3 separate regions of the Homo sapiens genome follow, and regions 2 and 3 are each linked to region 1. The links are chromatin loops, found by intact Hi-C in ENCODE. Cell type or tissue: HCT116. All regions are shown on one strand.

Region 1 (8,000 bases):
GAGATCATACCACTGCACTCCAGCCTGGGCTACAGGATGAGACTCCGTCTCAAAAACAAAACAAAATTTAAAAAAACCTCCTTGCAGGCTGCAAACCTTTATGAGAAACAAGTTCGCCTTTATTAACGTTTGAACCTCGACGTTCTTCAGCTGACAGTCGCTAGAGTTCCTTGGCTTGTCCCTGCCTTCATGTTCACAGCACATGCTCCATGTGTATCGATGACCAAATTTCCCTTTATAAAAACACCACTTCCAAATTAGCTGGGAGAGGTGGCGGGCGCCTGTAGTCCCAGCTACTCAGGAGGCTGAGGCAGGAGAATGGCCTGAACCCGGGAGGCGGAGCTTGCAGTGAGCCGAGATCACGCCACTGAACTCCAGCCTGGGCGACAGAGCAAGCCTCAGTCTCAAAACAAACAAAACAAAACAAAACAACAACAACAACAACAACAACAACAACAACACACCACTTCCAGCCTGGGCAACATGGCAAAACCCTGTCTCTACACAAAATTTAAAAATGTGGCTGGGCGCAGTGGCTCACCCCTGTAATCTCAACACTTTGGGAGGCCGAGGCGGGCAGATCACTTGCAGTCAGGAGTCTGAGAACAGCCTGGCCAACATGGTGAAACCCCATGTCTACTAAAAATACAAAAATTAGCCGGGCATGATGGTGCATGCCTGCAATCCCAGCTACTCTGGAGGCTGAGGCAGGAGAACTGCTTGAGTCCGGGAGGTGGAGGTTGCAGTGAGCCAAGATCGCACTATTGCACTCCAGCCTGGGCCACAGAGTGAGACTCTATCTCAAAAATAAATAAATAGATGAATAATAAATAATAAAAATTTGCCCTGCATGGTGGCTCATGCCTGTGGTCCCAGCTACTTGGGAGGCTGAGGCAGGAGGATCACTGGAGCCAGAGAGCCGACTGGTCAAGCCACCGCAATCCAGCCTGGGCAAGAGTGAGAGCCTGTCTCAAAACAAAAAACAAGAAGTCACCGCTTATATAGGATTAGGCCCACCCTACTCCAGCATGGCCTCATTTTAACTTGAACTAACTACATTTGCAACAACTCTATTTTCTTTTTTCTCTTTTTTTTTGAGATGGGGTCTCACTCTGTTGCCCAGGCTGGATTTCAGTGACACAATCAGGACTCACTGCAGCCTCGACCCCCCCAGGCTCAAGTGATCCTCTTGCCTCAGCCTCCAGAGTAGCTGGGACTACAGGCCTCCCAAAGTGCAGAAAACTCTTATTTATTTTATTTATTTATTTATTTATTTTTTGAGTCTCGCTCTGTTGCCCAGGCCAGAGTGCAGTGGCATGATCTCAGCTCACTGCAACCTCTGCCTCCCGGGTTCAAGTGATTCTCCTACCTTAGTCTCCTGAGTAGCTGGGACTCCAGACACGCGCCAACACGCCTGGCTAATTTTTGTATTTTTAGTAGAGATGGGGTTTCACCATATTGGCCAGGCTAGTCTAGAAGTCCTGACCTCCTGATCCATCCGACTCACCCTCCCAGAGTGCTGGGATTACAGTTGTGAGCCACCGTGCCCAGCCCAGAACTCTTTCTTAAATTTGTACCCAACATAGAATTGTTTGGTCCGTGTGTTCACTCAAATAGCATCTTAACATGGGTATCATTCTGCAACTTGCTTTATTGCACCCCAAAATCAGTGTTACAACTTAAAGCTTCACCTCATTTCTCTTTTTTTTTTTTTTTTTTTTTTTTGAGGCAGAGTCTCACTCTGTCACAGAGGTCAGCTAATTTTTGTATTTTTAGTAGAGACAGGGTTTCGCCATGTTGGCCAGACTGGTCTCAAACTCCTGACCTTAAGTGATCCACCAGCCTCGGCCTCCCAAAGTGCTGAGATAACAGGCGTGAGCTGCCACACCCGGCCTTCACCTCATTTCTTTTAACTGCTGCACAATATTCCACGGCATTATTCGTGTGTCCTACAGTCAAGATGTTACCGAATTCAGAGAAACTCAGGTTTCTTCCTACTTCTTAAAATTACTGACCAAGTTGTCACAAACGTCCTTGTGCCTGCTTCCTGGAAGGCTGACTCAAGCATGTTTGAGTAGATTCCGAGAAGCATAACTGCTGAGTCACAGGTGGTATGCAGATTTATGAAACTGATAGTGCCTAGTGCCCGCCACAGTCTGTTTACCTTCACCCATCCCTGTGAATGAACCATGTCTAGGTTCAAGCATGGATGCCCTTGGTATGTGAGTGCAAGCCAAATGTGAACTGCTGCCTCTTCCAGCCCTGGCAGGGGGGCCCAGTGAGCACAGCTTTGGGACAGGTTCACTTTATGTAGAAAGAGAAGCTGCCTGAGGTCAGAAACGACATGGATTGGAGGGCAGGGGTGAATGGTTCACTTGTGAATGAGAGAGGGCCAGGCATGGTGGCTCACACCTTAATTCCAGCACTTCAGGCTGAAGCTGGAGTATCACTTGAGCCCAGGAGTTTGAGACGAGCCTGGGAAACAAAGTGAGACCCTGTCTCTATAAAAACAATTAACAAATTAGCCTGGCGCGGTGGCATGTGTCTGTGGTCCCAGCCACACCAGAGGCTGAGGCAAGAGGATTGCTTGAGCCCAGGAGTTGAAGACCAGCCTGGGGAACACAGTGAGAAGAAAGGGGTGGAGGGAGGAAGAAAGGGAGAACGGGAAGAAAAAAATGAAAGGAAGGAAGAAAGGAAAGAAAAACGGAAGGAAGAAAGAAAAGGAAGGGAGCAAGGGAGGAAAGGAAGGAAGGAAGGAAAGAAAGGAAGGAAGGAAGGAAAGGAAGGGAAGGAAGGAAGGAAAGGAAGGAAGGAAAATGGGAGGAGGCAAGGGACCTGGAAGAGTGACGCGGATGAAGGACACTCCAATGTCCACTCCCGTGTCCAGTGGGGAGCCCCGCAGCCAGCAGCCCTGGTTACAGAGGCCCTCCCCTTGCTGCGCTGACATTGGCCGGGACTGCCCGGGCAGAACGGGCAGAACGAGGCTCAGTAGGGCAGGCCACATTCTTCTTGAAGAAAGTGCAGGGAGAACACACCTCTGAGGCTGCCACAGGCCTCCAGGGATTTACCCCCAGACTCAATCAAAGCATTCATAAAAATACAAACATGCAGGCAGTCCTCACCTGCTCAGGCCGCCGTCACAGATCACCCCAGGCTGCGGGGCCTAGCACAGAGATTCATCTTCTCCCAGTTTTGGAGGCTGGGGTCCTCATGAGGCCTTTCTTCCTGGTGGGCGCATGGCCTGGTTTTGCCGTGTCCTCTCATGGAGTTCCCTGGGGTGTGAGGGTGCAGAGAACGAGCTCTCTGGCGTCTCTTCTCACGAGGACACTAAAGCTATCGGTTCAGGGCCCACCTTTATGACCTTCATTAAACCTAGTTACCCCCTAAAAGCCCTGTTTCCAAACGCAGTCACATAGAGGGCAAGGGCTTCAACTGACACATCTAAAGGAGGCACGATCCCGTCTCTAACCCACGCACACGTTGAACAGAGGGCTCGGTAAGTCAATTATGATGCATATATAGACCAAAATACCACGCAGACATTAAAAATCTTGTATTCTAATGCTATTTATTATCACAATAAATAATTCACTGCAAATGACTGCATGAAAAATGTGGGTTCCAGAGCACCATGTATAAAATGATCCCATTTATGTAGAACTGTAAACATACATCCACACACTGACGGACAGGTACATATGCATGTTTGGGGAGGGGTCTGGAATGATCACCCAAGTGGACAGGGTGAGGGGTGGTTTCCTGTATTTTTTACAATAAGCATTTATGACTTTTACAAAATCACCAAAGCTATCACTTTTTCCATTTAGAAAACACAAAATTATTTTTAAATAGAGACTTGACGTCATTTGACACACCTTGGTTTTCTCTCGGAGAGCACAGATGCCGCAGACAAGAGGAGCGGACCCGCCTCCCAGACTCCTGCCTGCCCCGTCCCTCCCCCGCAGGTGGCACTGGTGAGCCGGGAAGGTGCTGCCAGCCCCAGGATGCCTCGCACAGCCCGGGCTGGAAACCCCTGCCCCTGCTTCCTCGCACAGTCTGTCATTCTAGAAGGCTCTCTCCAAACCACTCTTCCAAAGAGGGTCATGCCAGGGAACAGCAGCGAGGTCATTTTCCAGTCATCCCACAGGAAGCCAGTGAGCCCCACTCCCACTGCCGTGGACCTCCAGGCCTGGCTTCCTTCTCTTCCCTGGGTTACCTGCTCAGGGGTTTCTCAGCCAGGCCAGCATGTCTATCAGGCGGCATCCAGCATCCAATCACAGTGACAAGAACCTTCCGGAACACCCTGCAAACTGTGGATGCCCACGGGTGGCCCCATTATGCCTTGAGCAGGGCAACCTTTTGGTCCAGAATGGAGTCTTCTCTGATGTTGTAGGGCTGGGTCCCTGGCTCCTGCCTCAGGTGCTTCTCTGCAGAAAATACAATAAATGTTTCAAGCACTAAAAGCTCAGAAGTGAGGATGGGTCAGTTCACAGGAAGGGATTAAGGAGGGCCTTCCAGAGTCCTGGAAGGTGTGCAGGAAGGAGCTGTGGGCCACCCAGGCCAGTGTCACTAACTCCATGAGGGTCTCACCTGAGTCTCTGTAAGCGTATTTTTCAGGTGACTAACGGCCCTTTCTTACTGCTCCAGGGTACCCTCCCATCCCACGGCCAGGCCACATTCTGCTTATCCACCTCCAGTGCACTGCATCTGAGCTGATTCTACAACAACATGGGTGAATCTCCCTGACGTCACATTGAGCCAAGGAAGTCAGTACAACATCCGCCACCCCTCACTCTCACGGAGCTGACCCAGCTTCAGCTGTGACCTCAGTGGAAGAGGAAGAGGCCTAGCACTGGGGCCTGGGACCCTCTGGCCACTGCTGTGTGGCCTGGGGTGGATGCTCTGCATCTCTGGCCCATCCTCTTGTTGACACCTGCTGCGGCTCAGACCTCCTGCGATTGCTGTCTCAAGGGTCAGCGCCCACCCTGCTCCTGTCCCTCCCGTACCTTCTGTCCCGGGGCTTCTGGATCTCCTGACCCGGCCCTGCTCTGTCCTGATCCCCCGGGATGTGGACTTTCGGCTGGAAGGACATCCTTCCAACCTTCTGCATGAAAAATGTGGGTTCCAGAGCACCAGGTATGAAATGGTCCCATTTACGTAAAACCGCAAACATATATCCACATCCTGACAGGCAGGTACATATGCGTGTTTAGGGGAGGGGTATGGAGTGATCACCAAAGTGGACTGGGGTGGAGGTGGTTTCCTGTTTTTTTTGTTTTTTTTTTTTTTGAGACAGAGTCTCGCTCTCTCACCCAGGCTGGAGTGCAGTGGCACAATCTCGGCTCAGTACAACCTCTGCCTCCTGGGTTCAAGCGATTCTCCTGCTTCAGCCTCCCGAATAGCTGGGACTAGAGGTGCATGCCACCACACCCAGCTAATTTTTGTATTTTTAGTACTGATGAGGTTTTACCATGTTGGCCAGGCTGGTCTCGAACTCCTGACCTCAGGTGATCCACCTGCCTCGGCCTCCCAAAGTGCTGGGATTACAGGCATGAGCCACTGTGCCCAGCTGGTTTCCCATATTTTTTACAATAAGCATTTATGATTTTTACAAAATCACCAAAGCCACAGGATGTCTGACTGTGCCCACCTGCTTCTTCCAGGGTAGAGAAGTACTGGAACCCCTTCAGGTCAGCGGACAGCAGGACACGGAGAACGGGGACCTGAGAGACAGACAGACTTTAGCCAGGGCAGGGATGTTCCTCTGTAGCACACGGGTCGGCAGCCTGGTAGACCTGCCATCTCAGAGTCTCCCGGAGAGGTATGGCTTCACCTCCATACCAGTGAATGGTGAGAAGAAACGCAGCCCCAGGGGAATGCTGTCAGAGGAAGATTTTTTTTTTTTTAATTTTTTGTTTTTTGAGACAGGGTCTTGCTCATTGCTCAGGCTGGAGTGCAGTGGCACGATCATGGCTCACTGCAGCCTCAACCTCCCAGACTCAAGTGATCCTCCCACCTCAGCCTCCTGAGTAGCTACAGGTGCACGCCACCACGTCCAGCTATTTTTTCCTATTTTTTTGATGGGGTTTCGTCATGTTGCCCAGGCTGGTCTCAAACTCCTGGCCTCAAATGATCCTCCTACCTCGGCCTCCCAAAGTGCTGGGATTACAGGTGTGAGCCACAGCGCCTGGCCCAGAGGACTTTTTGTTTGTTTGTTTGTTTTTGAGATGGAGTTTCACTCTTGTTACCCAGGCTGGAGTGCAATGGCGCGATCTCGGCTCACTGCAACCTCTGCCTCCCGGGTTCAAGCGATTCTCCTGCCTCAGCCCCCTGAGCAGCTGGGATTACAGGCGTGCGCCACCATGCCCGTCTAATTTTTGTATTTTTAGTAGAGACGGAGTTTCACTATGTTGGCCAGGCTGGTCTCAAACCCTTGACCTCCCGCCTCGGCCTCTCAAAGTGCTGGGATTACAGGTGTGAGCCACCATGTCTGGGTCAGAGGAGTATTTTTTTAAGTGAATCATCTCCAAAGACCATGAAGACATGTGCTCTGCAAATATGACACAGGACGTAACACTTATGAGCGAAGTTCTGAAGGCACATGCCCAAATCTGAAGCCGGGCCCACCATCCTGTGTGACCGTGGGCAGATTACCTGGCTTCTCTGGGCCTCAGTGACCTCTTCTGGACATGGGGATGAAGATAACACTAGCCTCGTGGGCCAGGTTGGGAATGAAGGAAACTCTGACAAGGGTCGGCTGTGGTCCACACCTGGGGTATACGGGTCACTTGGCCTCCTGTTCCATGGCTAGTTCATGAATGTCTCCTCTGGGCGCCTGGGGACACGCCCTAGTCCCCCACGTTCTGCCATCTAGGACTTGGCAGAGAGCGCACATTTAACCACAGCAACAGAGACCCCTGCCTCTCTGCAAACACTGGCCACACCCCTGGGATGTTGACCCTGCAGTGCTCAGAAGGCTCCTAGGTGAGGCCTAAGACGCAGGGCCTGGGACCCAGCCCTTACACTTTACCTGTGGCTCTGAACAGGACGGCCTCCATAGAAACCCGTCTTCAGCCTCTGGAAGCCCTGACAATACGTTTTTCATGAAATTCTATGAGCACCTGTTTTTTTTCGTTTGTTTGTTTTTGAGATGGAGTCCCACTCTGTCGCCCAGGCTGGAGTACAGTAGTGGGATCTCGGCTTACTGCAACCTCCACCTCCCAGGTTCAAGCGATTCTCCCAGCCTCCCATGTAGCTGGAATTACAGGCGCTCGCCACCACACCTGACTAGTTTTTTTTTGTATTTTTAGTAGAGACGGGGTTTCACCATGTTGGCCAGGCTGGTCTTGAACTCCTGACCTCAGGTGATCTGCCCGCCTTGGCCTCCCAAAGTGCTGGGATTCCAGGAGTGTGCCACCACGCCTAGCCTCACCTGTCTCTTTTTGTTTCCTAAAATACAATTCCCCTGAGAGCAGGGACTGACCCTCGTTCACTGTGTGTCCCCAGCACAAAGGACAGTGTGGCAGTGACCAGAAGCCATAACGTGACCCCTCGGAGGGCTGGGGGCCACCGCTCCCCCTTCCACAGGGAGGGACGAGGAAGGCCAGATGGGAACAAGAACTGTTTAAATCAGAAGCAGAGCCAGCACCGGCCGAAGGGCCGTCCAGCATCACAGCCCAGAGATGTCACATTCGCCATGGGAGGCAGGCACAGGAAGGCCTTCCGGCAGCTGCTAACCCCTAAGGCAGCCCAGTGCACACCCACCTGCAGGCCCACAAAGGCCAGGGCGACGCCCTGCTTCTGGAAGTCCTGGAGGAGCTCGCCGAGTCCCAGCACCACAGTGTAGTCGATGCTGCAGACATGGGTGCACTCCAGGACCAGGCAGCGTGGCGGGGACACTGGGGAGACAGGCCCGAGCCAGGTCACGCCACCCAGAGCAGCCCAAAGCTGCTCTGCAGAGGCCAAAGGAGGCTCTGGCCAGGGGCAGGGGACAGAGAGGC
Region 2 (8,000 bases), 170 kb after region 1:
ACTGGAGGTGATGTGGGGACAGCACCAGGAGCCTGCCTGGCAGGACCCTGGCTTTTCCCGTGCCAGTGTTTCCACCTGAGTGCCCTGGCTTGGCGGGGATGATAACCTTCCATGCTCCTCTCTCAAGGAGAGCTCTGAAGTCCGTGAGCTTGGAGCCATTTCGTGACATTTCTCAACCCTCCCGCTGTGACTGCGAACTGGGCAGCTGGGCAGGCAGTGGTTCACATTTACAAAATACAGGGAGCATGCGCGTTTGTTATTTGCTTTTAAGGCTGCGTGCAAATCCAGCGACGTGCCCCACTGAGTGCCCCTCCCCTGGGAGGTGCCCACGTCCCAGAGCTCGTCTCAGCATCACTGCAGGGCCGGGCACGGCGGCTCTTACTTTCTACTCGTAGTTTCTTCTGCTCCATGATGTGGAGCTCCTTCTTGGATGCGTCCAGGGAGGCCAGCTGCTCCTCCTGCTCCTGTGTCACCTTGACCATCTCCTGCTGCAGGCGCAGCCAGGTCACCTGGGCCTGGACCGCCTTGCCATCGTGCTCGTCGATCAGCTTGCTCAGCCTTTTGATTTCAAGCTCCAGGGGCCCCACTTCTTCCCCCTAGACCGGATATTCATCAAAAAGCAAAATTAGGGCTGGGCGCAGTGACTCACGCCTGTAATTCCAGCACTTTGGGAGGCTGAGGCGGGTGGATCACCCGAGGTCAGGAGTTCAAGACCAGCCTGGCCAACAGGGTGAAACCCCGTCTCTACCCAAAATACAAAAATTAGCCAGGTGTGCTGGTGCACACCTGTGGTCCCAGCTACTTGGAAGGCTGAGGCAGGAGAATCGCTTGAACTCAGGAGGCAGATGTGCAGTGAGCAAGATGGCACCACTGCACTCCAGCCTGGGCAATAGAGCAAGACTCCGTCTCAGAAAAAAAAAAAAAAAAAAAAAGCAAAATTAGCCTTCTTGGGCTCAAAGGTCTTTGTGAGTGGGCTGCAGAGGGCCTGGAACCCTGAGGTCATGAAACTGGACGAAGGCCGAGGGGCTCAAGTTAGCTCTCAGCAGGGCCGCAAGCCACAGACCCCGCTGGAGGAAATATGGCTAAGGGGCTCTGGAGCCCCCTCTAGCTTCCCCATGGTGGGTGCGCTGGCAGGGTGGGTGGGGCCTCTGGAACCCAAAGGGGCTTTGAGAGTACAGGGACCTGGATGACGTATATGGCATCAGGCCTCAAACGCATTAGGCCACTTTTCTTAGAGCAGCAGAATATTTCGTGCTGGGTGAAAATTATTTGGAATTCAGACTTCAGTGGCCTTGAATAACATCTGATTGGACACAGCCGTGCCCATTCCTTTACGTTTTACCTATGCTCCTTCTCGCTATGGAGGCAGAGCCGTGTCACTGCCAGAGAGACCAACTGGCCACAAAGCCGGAATACTCTCTGGCCTTGTGCAGAAAAATGTGACTTAGAGCGCTTGGCACACGTGCCATTTTGTCTGTAAAGCAGGTAGGGAAAGAGGCAGTTCTGTGCCTTCCAGGAGTTCATGTCTGACCGTGGGGGATCTGAGGGGGCTCTGCCCCACCAGGCACCACAGTCAGCCGGGGACCACGTCTCCCTGCCTGGGACCTCACCCCCAGCTCGGAGACCATCCGCTCCAGCTGCTTGTTGAGGAAGTTGATGAGCCCTTGCTTCCTCTCGATCAGGATCGTGCGCCGGGAGATCTCGCTCTGGCTGTTGGTGATGAGCTCGTTGACTTTCTTCACGTCCTGGTCCAGCTCCACCAGGGTCTTCTGGTGTGCGTCCAGCCTGCTGCTGGTGTGTGTGATGTCCAGGGTGGTCTGGGCAATGTCACCGTTGATTTTGGAAAGATGTGTCATCTGAATTGATGAAAAGAAATACCTGTGAATATTGCCCCCACCCAAGGCCCGGGACGAGTTTGCTGATCCACCGTTCCCTGACGGTCGGGATGTTCCTCTGGAGATATTCCAAACGCACAGTCACGAGTGCAGGAGGCTGGATTTCCCACTGTCTCCAGGACCCAGCAAGGGACCTACTTGTTGGAACCCAGATGTTGGCTTTTTACAGAAAAGAGAGATCATGGTATTAGCTTTTCTTATTGATGTGGTTTGGCTGTGTCCCCACTCACATCTCATCTTGAATTGTGTCCCCATAATCCCACATGTCAAGGGAGGGCCCCTGTGGGAGGTGACTGGACCATGGGGGCCGCTACCCCCATGCTGTTCTCATGATAGTGAGTTCTCATGAGATCTGATGGTTTTGTGTGTTTGACGGTTCCTGCTTCACACACACTCTCTCTCCTGCTGCCTTGTGAAGGAGGTGCCTGTTTCGCCTTTTGCCATGATTGTAAGTTTCCTGAGGCCTCCCCAGCCATGCAGAACTGTCAGTCAATTAAACCTCTTTCCTTTATCAGTTATCCAGTCTTAGGTATTTCCTACAGCAGTGTGAGATCAGACTAACACACTTCTTAAATCGTAGCACACACATTGTGAGGAAATGTGAAAATACAGGCCAGGACAGAGAACACATTCAATTGCCTGCAATTCTGACACAAGTTAGCTACCATTCCCATCTGAATCCATTTTTCCTCCCAGTCTTTTCTATATAATTCTCCAAAATAAAAATAGGATCACACCCTACACACTGGGTGCTAACCTGCTTTTTAATCTGGTAAGTCGGGTCTTATGTTCCTGTGCTCTGTAAGCTGTAATGGCTGTGCTGTACTCTATCACATTTGCAGCATAGTTTATGAAGCAAGAAGCAATTGTTAGACACTGGTTCCTCCATGCGTTCTGACCCCTCCTGCTGTCCGGCAGGTCTGAGCCGCCAGTGCTGGCCTCCTCTGTGGGCTCTTTGGAGGCATTAGACAGACTTTGGATCCCTTCTGGCAACGGGGGGTTTATCGAGAGGACGTTTGTGATAATCAGGAGTGAGGCAGTGGCAGTCACAGCTGCAATGGTGTGGCCAAAGCTGCTCTGGGAACAGGGAGATGCTGTCACCACCAGGACAGGGTCCTCTTCCCCAGGGCATGGTTCTAACAGGTGGCCTCGGGCCCTGTGTCTGCCCTGAGCACCCCTGCCCGTCGGCTCCTGCCACACAAGGCCTTGGCTCTCTCACGACTGTGGCTCCTGCCTACCCCAGCCTCCTCAGGGCCATCTGAGCTTCTCCTCCCGCCACGCCTGTGGGCTCCATGTCTCTCACTGGCCACCACGGGCGGCTTCCCAGGAGACCCAATGTCCCCAGGTGGTGGAACCCAGACCCTGCCCACCTGGAGTGGAAGCTTCCGGCATCTGGAGTTGTGTGGCAATGTCAGCTCGCAGCCTCCTCCTCTGCCAAGTTCACCCTGAGATCTGGGCCCCCCAAGGACTCCCTGCCTCCCCCCTCCCCAACTGCCCTGCAGGGGCTATGGCTCCAAGTCCCCTTCAGTCCCTCCCCGTCACAGCCGGGCCTGCACCCCCGCTCCACTCCTGGCTGTTTGTGGTCTCTGTGGAGCCCACCCTGGCTCCCCCTAGGCATCTACACCATCCCTGGATTAACTGCCTGGACCCCGTGGTTGACCCCAGCTCCGGATGGGTGGTCCCGCCCATCCACACTTTGCTCCTCCTCCCAGATATGCCTCCCCACCCCACCTTCTATCAGCCCATGAGGCTTTGAGCAGTTCAAACATCGTGTCGGGGGTACTCTTTTCAGCAGCTGGACTGGCATCGGTTGGAAAATTGTCGTAATAGACGAATGTGTTGGTCCAAGACTCTTTGCTGCCCTCTTCTGGAAACTGGCAGCAAAACACGTATGACCTATCGGGCTGCCCAGACAGGGGCTCGGCGGGGGCCCGGGGGCCTGGGGATTGGGAACTGGACTTGGCTGGTAGCAGCACGGCTGGATGGGCTCCTTCACACCCACCACGCCCTTCAGCTCTGCCTGGCCAGCTCCTTTCCCACCCCTCAGGAGGGCAAAACCGGCAGAGCTTGGCATCGGGAATCTGTCACCCTCCTCTGAGACTAAAATGGGGACTGTTGGGCAGGCCCCACTGCTAGGATGTGCTCTGGAAATGGTGGAGCCTGTGGTAGCCTCTGGGGGTCCTCCAAAGGGGCCTGCTTGAGGCGGGGTGTTGGGGAGGCGGTCACCCCTCGGGAAGAGGCAAAGAAAAAACAATTCAAGTAAGGAATTGTTTTTTCTAAGGACACAAGTCCCCTCCACCCCCACCACAGGTGATAAAGGATAAAGCAAGATCCCAGGGGATGCGAACATGAGCTCACAATTGGGGGTTCCCTGCCATGGACGTCGAAGTCACACTCCAGGTCCCCCCAGGGAAATCAGCCTTTGGCTGGCAGCTGGCCATGCGGTGGCTCACGCCTGGCCTATTTCTAGGTTTTCTACAGTAAAAATGTATCACCCTTACAACCTGAACACCATGGAAAGGAGTGAGCACAGGAGGGCCCTCTGCTCACACTGACTCCGCCCTCTCCGCCTCCAGGACGGCTTGCCCTCATATGCCCAGGCTGCAGGGGGCTTCGCACAGCCCCTCCCTGGGGCAGGGGCCTACCATGTTGGTCTTCTCCTTCTGCAGCCTCAGGATGAGCTGGTTGAAGTATTTGGTGGTCTTGTTGGAGGTCATGTGCTCCTGCAGCTTCTCCCGGATGGCAGCATCCGTCTTCCTCCTGAGCTCCAGCTCGCCCTGGATGGCTTGGCGGATGGCCTGCAACTCCTCCGTGAGTATCATTTGTTCCTGGAGACAAGGAGCCACAGGGTGCACGTGCCTGAAGAGGCACCACCGTGCGCCAGGTGTGACCTGTGGGGCGGGCCCGGCCTCACCAGCTGGTCCTGGCTGAGGGCATCCTCTGTGTCCTGCAGGGTGAGCCTGTAGGTATTGAACTGGCTCTGCAGGGCCACCTGCTTGGTCAGGCACTGGGTGGTGAGCTTCTGCAGCAGTGTGGCTTCCGTCTCTGTCCGGTTCAGGATGCTCGCCAGCTTCTCGTTCTTTTCTTCCTCCTTCATGATGGATTTCTTATAGGCCTCAATCTCGCCGTCGGTGGATTTGGCTTGATGCTGGCATCCTCTGTAGAAATGCAGCGGGGAGAGCCAGTTACGTGTGAGACATCAGAGAGCCAGTGCACAGAGCTGCGCCCCACACGAGGGAGCTCACTAAGGCGAACTCAATGCACAGAGAAATAAATTAGGAAGCCAACTCTTATTTATTTATTTATTTATTTATTTTTTGAGACAGAGTCTCACTCTGTAACCCAGGCTGAAATACAGTGGTGCGATCTCGGTTCACTGCAACCTCCGCCTGCCGGGTTCAAGCGAGTCTCATGCCTCAACCTCTTGAGTGGCTGGGATTACAGGTGTGCGCCACCATGCCCGGCTAATTTTTAAACTCTATTTGTAGAGATGGGGTTTCACCGTGTTGCCCAGGCTGGTCTCCAACTCCTGAGCTCAAGCAATGTGCCTGCCTTGGCCTCCCAAAGTGCTGGGATTACAGGTGTGAGCCGCTGCACCCAGCAGGAAACCAACTCTTTTAATAGCAGCCAAATCTTTAAAAAATTTTTATGGATAGATTGGCACATATTTGAGAGGTACATGCGATATTTTGACACAAGCATACAGCATGTCATGATCAAATCAGGGGAACCGGCCATCTATCACCTCACACATGATCCTTCCTTCGTGTTGAGAACATTCCAAATCTTTTCCTCTAGCTATTCAGAAATATACACTAACTTACCGTGAACTGTAGTCACTGTGACATGCTATTGAACACTGGGCCTTGTTCCTTCTCCCTCACTGTATTTTTGCAGCCAATAGCCAAATCTTGACTATTATTTTCAAATAGATCAAGAGAACTATTATCTATTGAAAGCCCAAGTTGACAACTCTTTTGTACTGTGATTATGGGGAGAAGGAAAGTGACGCATGGGTCAGACGTTGGGCTAGGGGTTCTCATCTGCCCACCTTCCTTAACCATGACAATAATCCTAGGAAGGAAATAGTCCAGCTTTACAGATGTGGCCATTGAGACTCAGAGCATTTCAATCACTAGCCCAAGGTCTGCAGGAAACAGCGTGGCTGAGGGAACACCAGTGGGCCCACTTCAAATTCTATTGTCTTTCCCCTCGGCATGCTGCGATGAGATACCTGTAATTAACGTCAAGCTCTAAAACACAGATATCGGATAATCAGATCTAAAATACTGATTCAAATGAAATAATCAGATTCAAATCCTGTATTTGTTGGAGTGCAGAGGCACGATCTTGCCTCACTGCAACCTCTGCCTCCTGGGTTCAAGTCATTCTTACGCCTCAGCATGAGGATTTGAATTTTGTGTGTGTGAGGCATGTTTTCCTATTATTCTGAGATGTTCTGCGGTACTTTAAACATTCCTTTCATTCCTTTCTTTCTTTTTTTTTTTTTGAGACAGTCTCTCACTCTGTTACCCAGGCTAGAGTGCAATGGCATGATCTCAGCTCACTGCAGCCTCAAGCCACTCAAGTAGCTGGGATTACAGGTGTGTGCCACCATGCCCAGCTAATTTTTGTATTTTTGTAGAGATGGGGTTTCACCATGTTGGCCAGGCTGGTCTTGAACTCCTGACCTCAAGTGATCCACCTGCCTCGGCCTCCCAAAGTGTTGGAATTACAGGTGTGGGCCACTGCGCCTGGCCATCCAGTATTTTTTTTTTTGAGACAGAGTCTCGCTCTGCCACTCAGGCTGGAGTACAGTGGCGCGATCTCGGCTGACTGCAACCTCCTGGGTTCAAGCGATTCTCATGCCTCAGCTGCCTGAGTAGCTGGGACCACAGGCGTGTGCCACCATGCCTGCCTATTTTTTTTTTTTTTTGTATTTTTAGTAGAGACAGGGTTTCGCCCTGTTGGCCAGGCTGGTCTCGAACTCCTGACCTCAAGTGATCCACCTGCCTCAGCTTCCCAAAGTGATGGGATTACAGGCATGAGCCACCGTGCCTGGTGATCCAGTATCTATTTTTAATGTGTGTGGATATTTATTGATCCACTGATGAGATCAGAAAAAGCCAAAAAACAGGAAAGGGCCTCATTATGGATCGATGAGGATGATTAAATTATGGCACAGGCATCATTTAGAACACAGTGTGAAGAGAACTGCAAAGAACAACGGTGATTTCTATGTGTTCTGACATGGAATAACTCTAAGACACAGCACAAGAAACACCAAGCTGCAGAGCGGGACACACTAAGCGGCCGCGGGTGATTTTTAAGTGGAGAGATAAACACCCGAGAATAATGCATATGTATGAACGAAATCTATCTGGAAAGACCTTTATGAAACAGTAACAGGTTGCTTGGGAAAGAGAATTGAAAGACTGGGGAGAGATGTGAGAAAAATATGGAAGGTATTATTCTAGTCCAAGAAGAAAGTACTTTCTGACTATTTGAATAAAAACTTATTCAAAGGATAAGACACTATCAATAGAGAAAGGAAGCCTGGCCCACATGACAAAACCCCATCTCTACTAAAAATACAAAAAAAATTAGCCGGGCGTGGTGGTGTGTGGCTGTGTTCACAGCTACTTGGTACACTGAGGCATGAGAATCACTTGAACCCAGGAGGCGGATGTTGCAGTAAGCTGAGATTGTTCCGCTGCACTCCAGCCCAGGTGATAGAGCAAGACTCTGACTCAAAAAAAAAAAAAAAAAAAGATACTGATACTGGAGAGATTTGCCATGTCCATGAAGCAGAAGATTTAATATTATTAAGGCCTCAATTCTCTTCAAACTGATCTATGGATTCAATGTAATTTCAGTTACATCCCAGAAGGCATTTTTTCCCCAGAAATTGACAAGCAAGTTTTAAAATTTAAATGGAAACCTAAAGGACCTAGAGTAACCAAAATAATTTTGTAAAACAACATCAAAGACTCAGACTATCTGATTTCAAGATTTTCCATAAAGCTCTAGTTAGAAAGACAATGTGGTATTGGTGAAAGAATGACAAAAAGATCAACGGAACAGAATAGAGAGTCTGGAAACAGA
Region 3 (8,000 bases), 57 kb after region 1:
GTGGATCACTTGAGGTCAGGAGTTCGAGATCAGCCTGGCCAACATGGTGAAGCCCTGTCTCTACTAAAAATACAAAAGTTAGCCGGGTGTGGTGGCGGGCACCTGTAATCCCAGCTACATGGGAGGCTGAGGCAAGAGAATCGCTTGAACCCAGGGGGTGGAGGTTGCAGTGGGCCAAGATCGAGCCACTGCACTCCAGCCTGGGCGACAGAGCAAGACTCTGTCTCAAAAAAAAAAAAAAAAAAAAAAAAATGACATGTAAAGAAAGGCTTCCCGGGTCATGTGGAGGACGTGAAGGACGCTTGAATTAGGTGCTCCATGTGCTATCATTGGAGCCCTAGGGGAGCTCAGCATTTGGACAGCCTGTTCCAAGGGGGCAGTGAGGGGTGCATGGAACACTCCTGCCTGAGGGGTTCAGACGCATCCTCTCCCCGCCTCTGTGCTCACCTTCCCACCCCAGAGCCCCCATCCCCAGTCCCCTCCTGGAGGCCGCAGGGTGAGCCTCTGGAATGAGGTGAAGCCCATCTTGCACATTTCTTGGTTTAAAATTTTTTTCATATTAAGAAAGCACTGTGCTTTCCTTTTTCTTTTCTTTTTTTCTTTTTTGAGACCGAGTCTCACTCTGTCACCCAGGCTGGAGTGCAGTGGCACCATCTCAGCTCACTGCAACCTCCGCCTCCCAGGTTCAAGTGATTCTCCTGCCTCAGCCTCCTGAGTAGCTGGGATTATAGATACCAGCTATTTTTTTTTTTTTTTTGTATTTTTAGTAGAAACGGGGTTTCACCATGTTGTCCAGGCTGGTCTCAAACTCCTAACCTCAGGTGATCTGCCTGCTCCAGCCTCCCAAAGTGCTGGGATTACAGGCATAAGCCACCGTGCCTGGCCTTTTTTTTTCTTTTCTTTTTTTTTTTTTTTTTTTTGAGACAAGGCTTTGCTCTGTCACCCAGGCTCGAGTGCAGTGGTGCAATCTTAGCTCATTGCAGCCTCAATCTCCTGGGCTCAGGCATCTGAGTAGCTAGGACTACAGGCATGTACCACTGTGCCCAGAAGTTTTTTTTTTTCCTAAAGTTTAATAATTCTGCTTTTAGGCCACATCAAAGTCACCCCCTGACCATGCAGGCGCCCACCACCACACCTGGCTAATTTTTGCATTTTTAGTAGAGACGGGGTTTCGCCGTGTTGGCCAGGCTGGTCTTGAACTTCTGACCTCAAGTGATCTGCCTGCCTCAGCCTTCTGCTGGGATTACAGGCGTGAGCCACCACACCTGGCCAGGTTGTATATTTGTGTCCATTTATCTTCTCAGCAGTTTTGTGCGTTTCGTAACAACAACAAAAAAAAGTTTTAGAAAATGTCCCCAAATTAGCCGGGCACGGTAGCGCATGCTTGTGGTCTGGTCCCAGCTACTTAAGAGGCTGAGGTGGGAGGATCAATCGAGCCTGGGGAGGTCGAGGCTGCAGTGAGCTGTGATCGCACCGCAGCACTCTAGCCTGGGTGACAGAGTGAGACCCTGTTTCAAAACAACAAACAAAAAAAAAGAAAGAAAAGAAATGCCCCAGTGGTTAAAATAGTGAATTTTATGTCACGTGTATTTTACTGTACACACCCAAAGTGACCACCCAGAGCAGCCCTGTCAAGGGGCCTCATGCAAAGACCCCTGGTCAGAAGCGCCGCATGGCAGCAGCACCACGGGTGACATGCTGGGTTCTGCACGGCACGACTCTCATCTATAAATGAGCAGAACGCTTTACGTCAGCCCAGGAAAGAGCAGAGGCCCAGCCCAGAGTGGATCTGCATCGTCTGGGGGAGGTGAAGTCTGCCTGGGTCACCCCACCCGCTGCCACTGTCCCCATGAGGAGCCCGGGGGACAGGAGGGGCCTCGCACGGCTCACCATCACAATCTGGGTGCCCGGGCGCAAGGCCATCTGGTCCGCCGCCGAGCCCGGGGTGACCCGGTGGATGAAGATGCCCGTGAGGTTCCCGCCGATGACGCTGATCTGCTCCAGCAATGCATCCCCCTGGAACGCCAGCATGGTGACCTGGCTCAGGATCCTGCGGGCTGGCCTCCGCCGCATGAGGACGCCGCTGCAGGCCGGGAGACGACCGGCTTGTGCACTGCCCAGAGCAGGAGAGCCGGCAAGGCCACCTCCCCATTGCTTCCCTCTGGCCCCAGTGTTCTGGAATTCTCCTCCCCCTCCATGGCCCCATGTGCTTGGAAAGGCTGTTGCCTCCCATTGGTAATAGGACACTCACCCTCTGCTCTGCCACTCCCTGGCCCTGGTTCCCCAGCCAGCCTCGGAGGATTCCCACCTGCTGCTTACCTCTCCGAGACATCAAGCCTTCCAGGGGAGACTGGCTGCAGGCTGCTTTCCAGCTGCGGAAGGTCTGGGAGGAAGCCAAGAGCTCACAGATCTTGGTCACCCCACTGCTGATGGGGCGTCCTGTAACCTCCTGTAACCTCAGCCCCTTCTTCACAGATCTTGGTCACCCCACTGCTGATGGGGCGTCCTGTAACCTCCTGTAACCTCAGCCCCTTCTCCCTCAGCCTCAGGCCCCACTGCCTGTTCCATCCTTTGTGCTGAGGCTGAACTTTCTCTTCCTCCACCCCTTCCTCAATGCTTGGGACCTTGATTTCATCTTTCCTAAAATCACTGTAACTAGTGAGGAGCTGCAACTGGGAGGGTCTGACCACCACATGCTATTTTGTGATATTTGAATGAGTTGCCAACATTTGAAAGACAGGGAGGTTTCACCTAAAATCTGGATTTCTGGCTTCACTTGAAAAAATATCTGCTGTAACCCTGGGGCTGCATTTCCGCACTGACCTGTATTTCTGCATGGACCTGCATTTCAGGACTGGCCTGCATTACTGCATTGACCTCCATGTCTGCGTGGGCCTGCACTGCACTGGCCTGTCTTTCTTTCTTTCTTTCTTTCTTTTTTTTTTTTTTGAGACAGAGTCTCACTCTGTCGCCCAGGCTGGAGTACAGTGCCGTGATCTCAGCTCACTGCAACCTCCGCCTCCCGGGTTCAAGCAATTCTTCTGCCTCAGCCTCCTGAGTAGCTGGGACTAGAGGCATGTGCCACCACGCCCAGATAATTTTTGTATTTTTAGTAGATACGGGAGTTCACCATGTTGACCAGGCTGGTCTCGAACTCCTGACCTCATGATCCACCCACTTTGGCCTCCCAAAGTGCTGGGATTACAGGCATGAGCCACCACACCCGGCCCTGGCCTGCCTTTCTACATGGATCTGTATTTCTTTTGTTGTTGTTGTTATTGTTGTTGAGACTGAGTCTCGCTCTGTCGCCAGGCTGGAGTGCAGTGGTGCGATCTTGGCTCACTGCAACCTCCACCTCCCAGGTTCAAGTGATTCTCCTGCCTCAGCCTCCTGACTAACTGGGACTACAGGTGTGTGCCACCATGCCCAGCTGACTTTTGTATTTTTAGTAGAGACGAGGTTTCACCATGTTGGCCAAGATGGTCTCGATCTCTTGAGCTCATGATCCGCCCACCTTGACCTCCCAAACATGGACCTGCATTTCTACCCAGACCTGCACTACTGTACTACACGGCATTTCCACACTGGCCTGCATTTCCACACTGGCCTGCATTTCCACACAGGCCTGCATTTCTGTGTGGCCGCAATCACTGGCACTGGCCAGCAGCTGCCTGCTCCTTACCCCAGACTCCTCTGCTTCCCAGCTGGTGGTGGCAGGTCTCTGAGTTGTCAATCCTAGGACTAGAGGCTCCCCAGGGTCTCCCAAGCTCTAGCATTTTACTGTACAGCCTGTGAGCCCCCGAACCAGGGAGCAGCCTGCCAGGGTCGACGGCTGCAAGTCTCACTCTGTGAACCACACAGCAGAGCCAGGGCCAGCAGAGACCTGAGAGTTCCCTAGGCCTGGCTCACAGGCAAAAACCCATTGGGATCACATTCAAAGCCAATGAAATGAGCTGTGTACTCTGGATGTATTTGAGGTCAATTCCACTAAAAGTATATGCAACCAGGGCATTACGCAGAATCCTCACAGAGGAAAAATAAAGAGGAATAAGCCCCTCTTCTCATCTCACATCTAATTTAGATATGCCTTGGGTGGTCTCTCTCGATTTATCACGATTATAAATAAAAACGTGTATGAGTCCCCAAAGATGAAGATTTCTGATTCTGCGACCCACAGAAGGCACAGGGGCAGCGCAGGGCACTTGCGCCCCCTGGTGGCCATGGGGTGAATTCCAAATGGGGAGCAAAGCACCTACTGTGTGCAAGGCCCAAGGCTGGGAGCCGGTCGCGCCGAGGTGGAAAGGATTAAGGCACCCACCCATGACGGGCCCATGGACTTGGGAAGCAGAGAGGGCCGGTCCAATCACAAACAGAAATGAGCTACAGGAGAAGCGCGAGGCCTCAGGGCCAGCGCCTGAGAGGAGAGATGCTCCCCGCAGGTAGATGTCACGCTGTGCCTCGCCTCAGCCTGGCACCACTAAGCCACCCTGCCTGCTGCCTTCTGAAACCACTGGGAAGCCCAAGCGTTACAGATCAGAGCAGGGGGCTGGGTGCTGAGCAGGGCGTGGATCAGACACAACTCCCCTGGCTCTAGGGAAAAACACAAGGACACCAGCAGACAGAGCGCAGCCGGCCTTTGGCTTACGCTGGCTGGCAGGCGGGACTTTCCCAAAGTGCAAGGTCGAGGCCAAGGTCAAGGCCCAGGGCAGAAGTTGAGCTCTGCTTCTATCTGCCCTTTCCCTGGAGAGAGGCCCCGGCTTTCTCATCAGCTCCCTGCTCTGCCCAGGGGAGGTGGACTGCTGTGGAGGTTCAGGGTTGGGCGTGCTCACCTGCCGTGTCTAGGAGCTCATAATCCAGGTGTGGGTCGCCTGCCTTAGCTCCCGGCAGGGCTCCCGGGTCTCCCTCCGGGATCTCCAGGCAGCTGCTGCAAAGCATAAGCAGCAGCAGGCTCAAACTGCATCACCTGCTCCCTCTGAGTCCCCACGCCCCAAGCACTGGCCCCCAGCACCTGCCAGCTCTGGGGCTTCGAGGGCAGGAGCTGCTGCCTGCAATACCCAGATGCCCTGAGGTCTAGGTTGGTGTCTCTGGTGAGTTGCCAGGAAGGACCCCAGTGCCACCCCAGTGCCAGGAAGGACCCCAGTGCTCTACCTGAAAGACCAGGGTTCTTCCCCGAAGTCCTCGGCCACCCGCTTGTACAGGGACTGCTGGCTGGGGGGCGCGGGGCTGCTGGAGCGGAAGCTGTCCACCAGCTCGCGGCTGGACGTGGCACTCAGGTCCGACAAGAGCTGAGACTGGAGGAGGGAGGGCAGAAGTCAGTGGGGCACGCACGAGGACACCCTGAGACTCCTCCCTTGCTCCCCCACGGTGTAGAGAGAGCCACAGTGAGAACTGACTGGAGAGGAGGCAGGAGGGGAAAGAAGGACACACATGGGGTCACATGCGCTGAGCACCTGCTGTATGCCAGACACTGGGGTCACATGCAATTAGCACACAGCACTGACACATGCTGTATGTCAGGCTCTATTAGCTGCTTGGCTTAGTTCTCACGATAAATCTGTAAGGTGGCACTGCTGTCCCATTTTACATGTAAAGTGATATAGTTTGGCCGTGTGTTCCCACTCAAATCTCGCCTTGAATTGTAATAATCCCCACATGTCAAAGGTGGGACCAGGTGGAGATAACTGAATCATGGGGTCCGTTTCCCCCATGCTGTTCTCGTGAGAGTGACTGAGTTCTCACAAGATCTGATGGTTTTATAAAGGGCTTCCCCCTTTGCTGAGCACTCATTCTCTCTCCTGCCGCTCTGCGAAGAGGTGCCTTCTGCCATGATTGTAAGTTTCCTGAGGCCTCCCCAGCCATGCTGAACTGTGAACTGTGAGTCAATTAAACTTCTTTCTTTGTAAATTACCCAGTCTCAGGTATGTGGGTATCACCAGCATGAGAACGAACTAATGCACAAAGCAACTGAGGCCCAGAGAGGTTGAGTTAGTGACTAGGGAGGGGAGGCCGCACTCAGAGTGCACACTGACAAATGTGACGTGCGAGGCGCTGAGGCCACCAGATGTGTGGGGTAGGTCTGAATCCCGCCCCTTCTTTCACTAATAAGTATTCCTGGAGTAGCTACTATGTGCCAGGTCCTTTGACAGTGTCAGATGTACATCTGAGGACAGGGACTGTCCTTGGGGTGGGGGAACCAACGGGCACCCGTGGACCAGTGAGGTGGAGTGAGGCATTCCAGGGCTGTGGGCGACATGGGCAGGGCAGGGAGGCCAGGGCGGACTCTCTGGAGGAAGTGGCATGGACAGAGGAGTGAGGTGGAGTGTGTGTGTGTTGGGGGCAGGGGGCACATTCCAGACAGAGAGAGCAACAGAGCAGTGGCACGCAGAGAGCCCATGAAGTAGGAGGCAGTCCCCCTAGAGCAGCCAGATTAGAAAGCCGGGGCAGGAGGAGAGTGGCTGGAGGGCAGCTGATCGGTCAGTTGCCCACGAGGCTGGTGAATGAGGATGGTGTGTTCTGGCGAGCCAGTTCTGAGCACCTGAGGTCCCTTCCCTCCCTGACCCAATCCACCCCTGGGGAAGGGAAACACGGCTGGCCTCTGTCCTGTGGGGAATGGGGGCACAGAGGGCGTTAAGGCAGATGCGAGAGTCGATTCAGTTGAAGGTTTGGACTGTCCTGGCCCAGGGAGGCCCAGCACCGACTGTGAAATCTTCCCCGTGTGTGCACTCAGTGTTCTGGGGAAGATCCCGGCCTCCCCCAGCTCTCTGAGTGGCCAGGGGGCAGGTGAGCCTGGGCCTGCTGCTCTTGGGCCACTGATGGGATGGTCCAGGAAGGAAACACCAGGTCCACCCCAAGGCATGGCAAAGGGATGTCAGCCTCGCCCGCCTCTCACCCTCCCTCCCTCCCGGCTCCCGGCATCCTGTGGCACTGGGGCTTTGACCCCCAGCATCCTCATGCCACATGCCCACTATGGTGGGACCACCTCTTTACTTTGCCAAAGGGTGAGGACAGATGCCAGGGTCCTGAGGCTCCAGAAACCACAGTGAGGCCGGCATCCCAGGGACCATGTGTGCCAGGTTGAATCGGGTCCCCTGGAAACTCATGTCTGGGGACTGTCTGTGCCAGGTCGAATCGGGTCCCCTGGAAACTCATGTCTGGGGACTGTCTGTGCCAGGTCGAATTGGGTCCCCTGGAAACTCATGTCTGGGGACTGTCTGTGCCAGGTTGAATCCCCTGGAAACTCATGTCTGGGGACTGTCTGTGCCAGGTTGAATCGGTTCCCCTGGAAACTCATGTCCACCCTGCAAGCTGTGAATGTGACCTTCTTTGGGAATAGGATTTCCAGACGGGTACCCTGTCAGCACTTTGACTTTGGATGTCTGGGCTCCAGGACTGTGACAGAATCAACCTCTGATGTTTAAAACTCTCGCAATAGGGCCAGGTGCGGTGGCTCATGCCTGTAATCCCAGCACTTTGGGAGGCTGAGGCTGGCAGATCATTTGAGGTCAGGAGTTCAAGACCAGCCTGGCCAACATGTTGAAACCCTCTCTACTAAAAACACAAAAATTAGCTGGGCATGGTGGCAGGTGTCTGTAATGCAGCTACTTGGGTGGCTGAGGCAAGAGAATCGCTTGAACCTGGGAGGTGGAGGTTGCAGTGAGCCGAAATCACATCACTGCACTCCAGCCTGGGTGACAGAGGAGACTCTGTCTCAAAAAATAAAATAAAATAAAACTCTCACAATCGTACCAACCTCTTCCCTGTGGGGACAGGGTGGAAGGAGGCTCACTTTCGTCCTGACAGAGAGGCCCCTGGGCTGGCCCAGAGGGTCAAGGCAGTGAGGGAGGCGGGAGGAGCGGCCGTACCTCTGTGGAGCTGACGAGGCTGCAGTCGCTGTCGTCTCTGGGGCAGATGGCATGCATCCGCACCAGCCGCTGCTTCTCCCGTGGACAGGGCTCCCTGGTCCTGGCTTCCTGCTTGAGCTGCCAAAGACAGGCCAGACA

Evidence for each region. Hi-C counts contacts between places; a loop is a spot of excess contacts. Peaks named below come from ENCODE experiments on the same cell type or tissue, not always from the same donor. Only the 100,000 strongest peaks of a DNase experiment are listed, where the experiment ranks them.
Region 2: a loop joins it to region 1, with 11 times the contacts of the local background. A loop is called at or near these places in 23 of 110 quality-filtered maps.
Region 3: a loop joins it to region 1, with 12 times the contacts of the local background. A loop is called at or near these places in 20 of 110 quality-filtered maps.

The regions. Positions count from the first base shown.
Region 1 is chr17:80,249,052-80,257,051 of GRCh38, reverse strand. It overlaps SLC26A11 (solute carrier family 26 member 11), which reads right to left. Exons shown (of 18, transcript NM_001166347.2): 16 at 7,765-7,898; 17 at 5,651-5,723; 18 at 3,552-4,427. The coding sequence ends at 4,336. Among named protein-coding and RNA genes, the nearest start is that of RNF213, 7.8 kb to the left of the region's middle. RefSeq lists enhancers at 2,014-2,063, 2,094-2,143, 1,818-2,353, 2,827-3,543 and cis regulatory regions at 1,911-2,375, 1,855-2,391. In HCT116, a CTCF peak has its summit at 3,961 (motif pointing right); DNase peaks (open chromatin) are centred at 2,091 and 3,921; H3K4me3 peaks cover 1,293 bases; H3K27ac peaks cover 2,747 bases.
Region 2 is chr17:80,078,599-80,086,598 of GRCh38, reverse strand. CCDC40 (coiled-coil domain 40 molecular ruler complex subunit) reads right to left here. Exons shown (of 20, transcript NM_017950.4): 11 at 4,810-5,053; 12 at 4,541-4,723; 13 at 1,611-1,856; 14 at 383-596. Among named protein-coding and RNA genes, the nearest start is that of MIR1268B, 16 kb to the left of the region's middle. RefSeq lists an enhancer at 3,642-4,143. In HCT116, a CTCF peak has its summit at 3,762 (motif pointing left); a DNase peak (open chromatin) is centred at 3,738; H3K4me3 peaks cover 763 bases.
Region 3 is chr17:80,192,482-80,200,481 of GRCh38, reverse strand. It overlaps CARD14 (caspase recruitment domain family member 14), which reads right to left. Exons shown (of 24, transcript NM_001366385.1): 12 at 7,863-7,979; 13 at 5,149-5,291; 14 at 4,830-4,924; 15 at 2,320-2,383; 16 at 1,891-2,083. Among named protein-coding and RNA genes, the nearest start is that of SGSH, 24 kb to the left of the region's middle. In HCT116, a CTCF peak has its summit at 4,219 (motif pointing left); no DNase peak of the experiment used is centred here.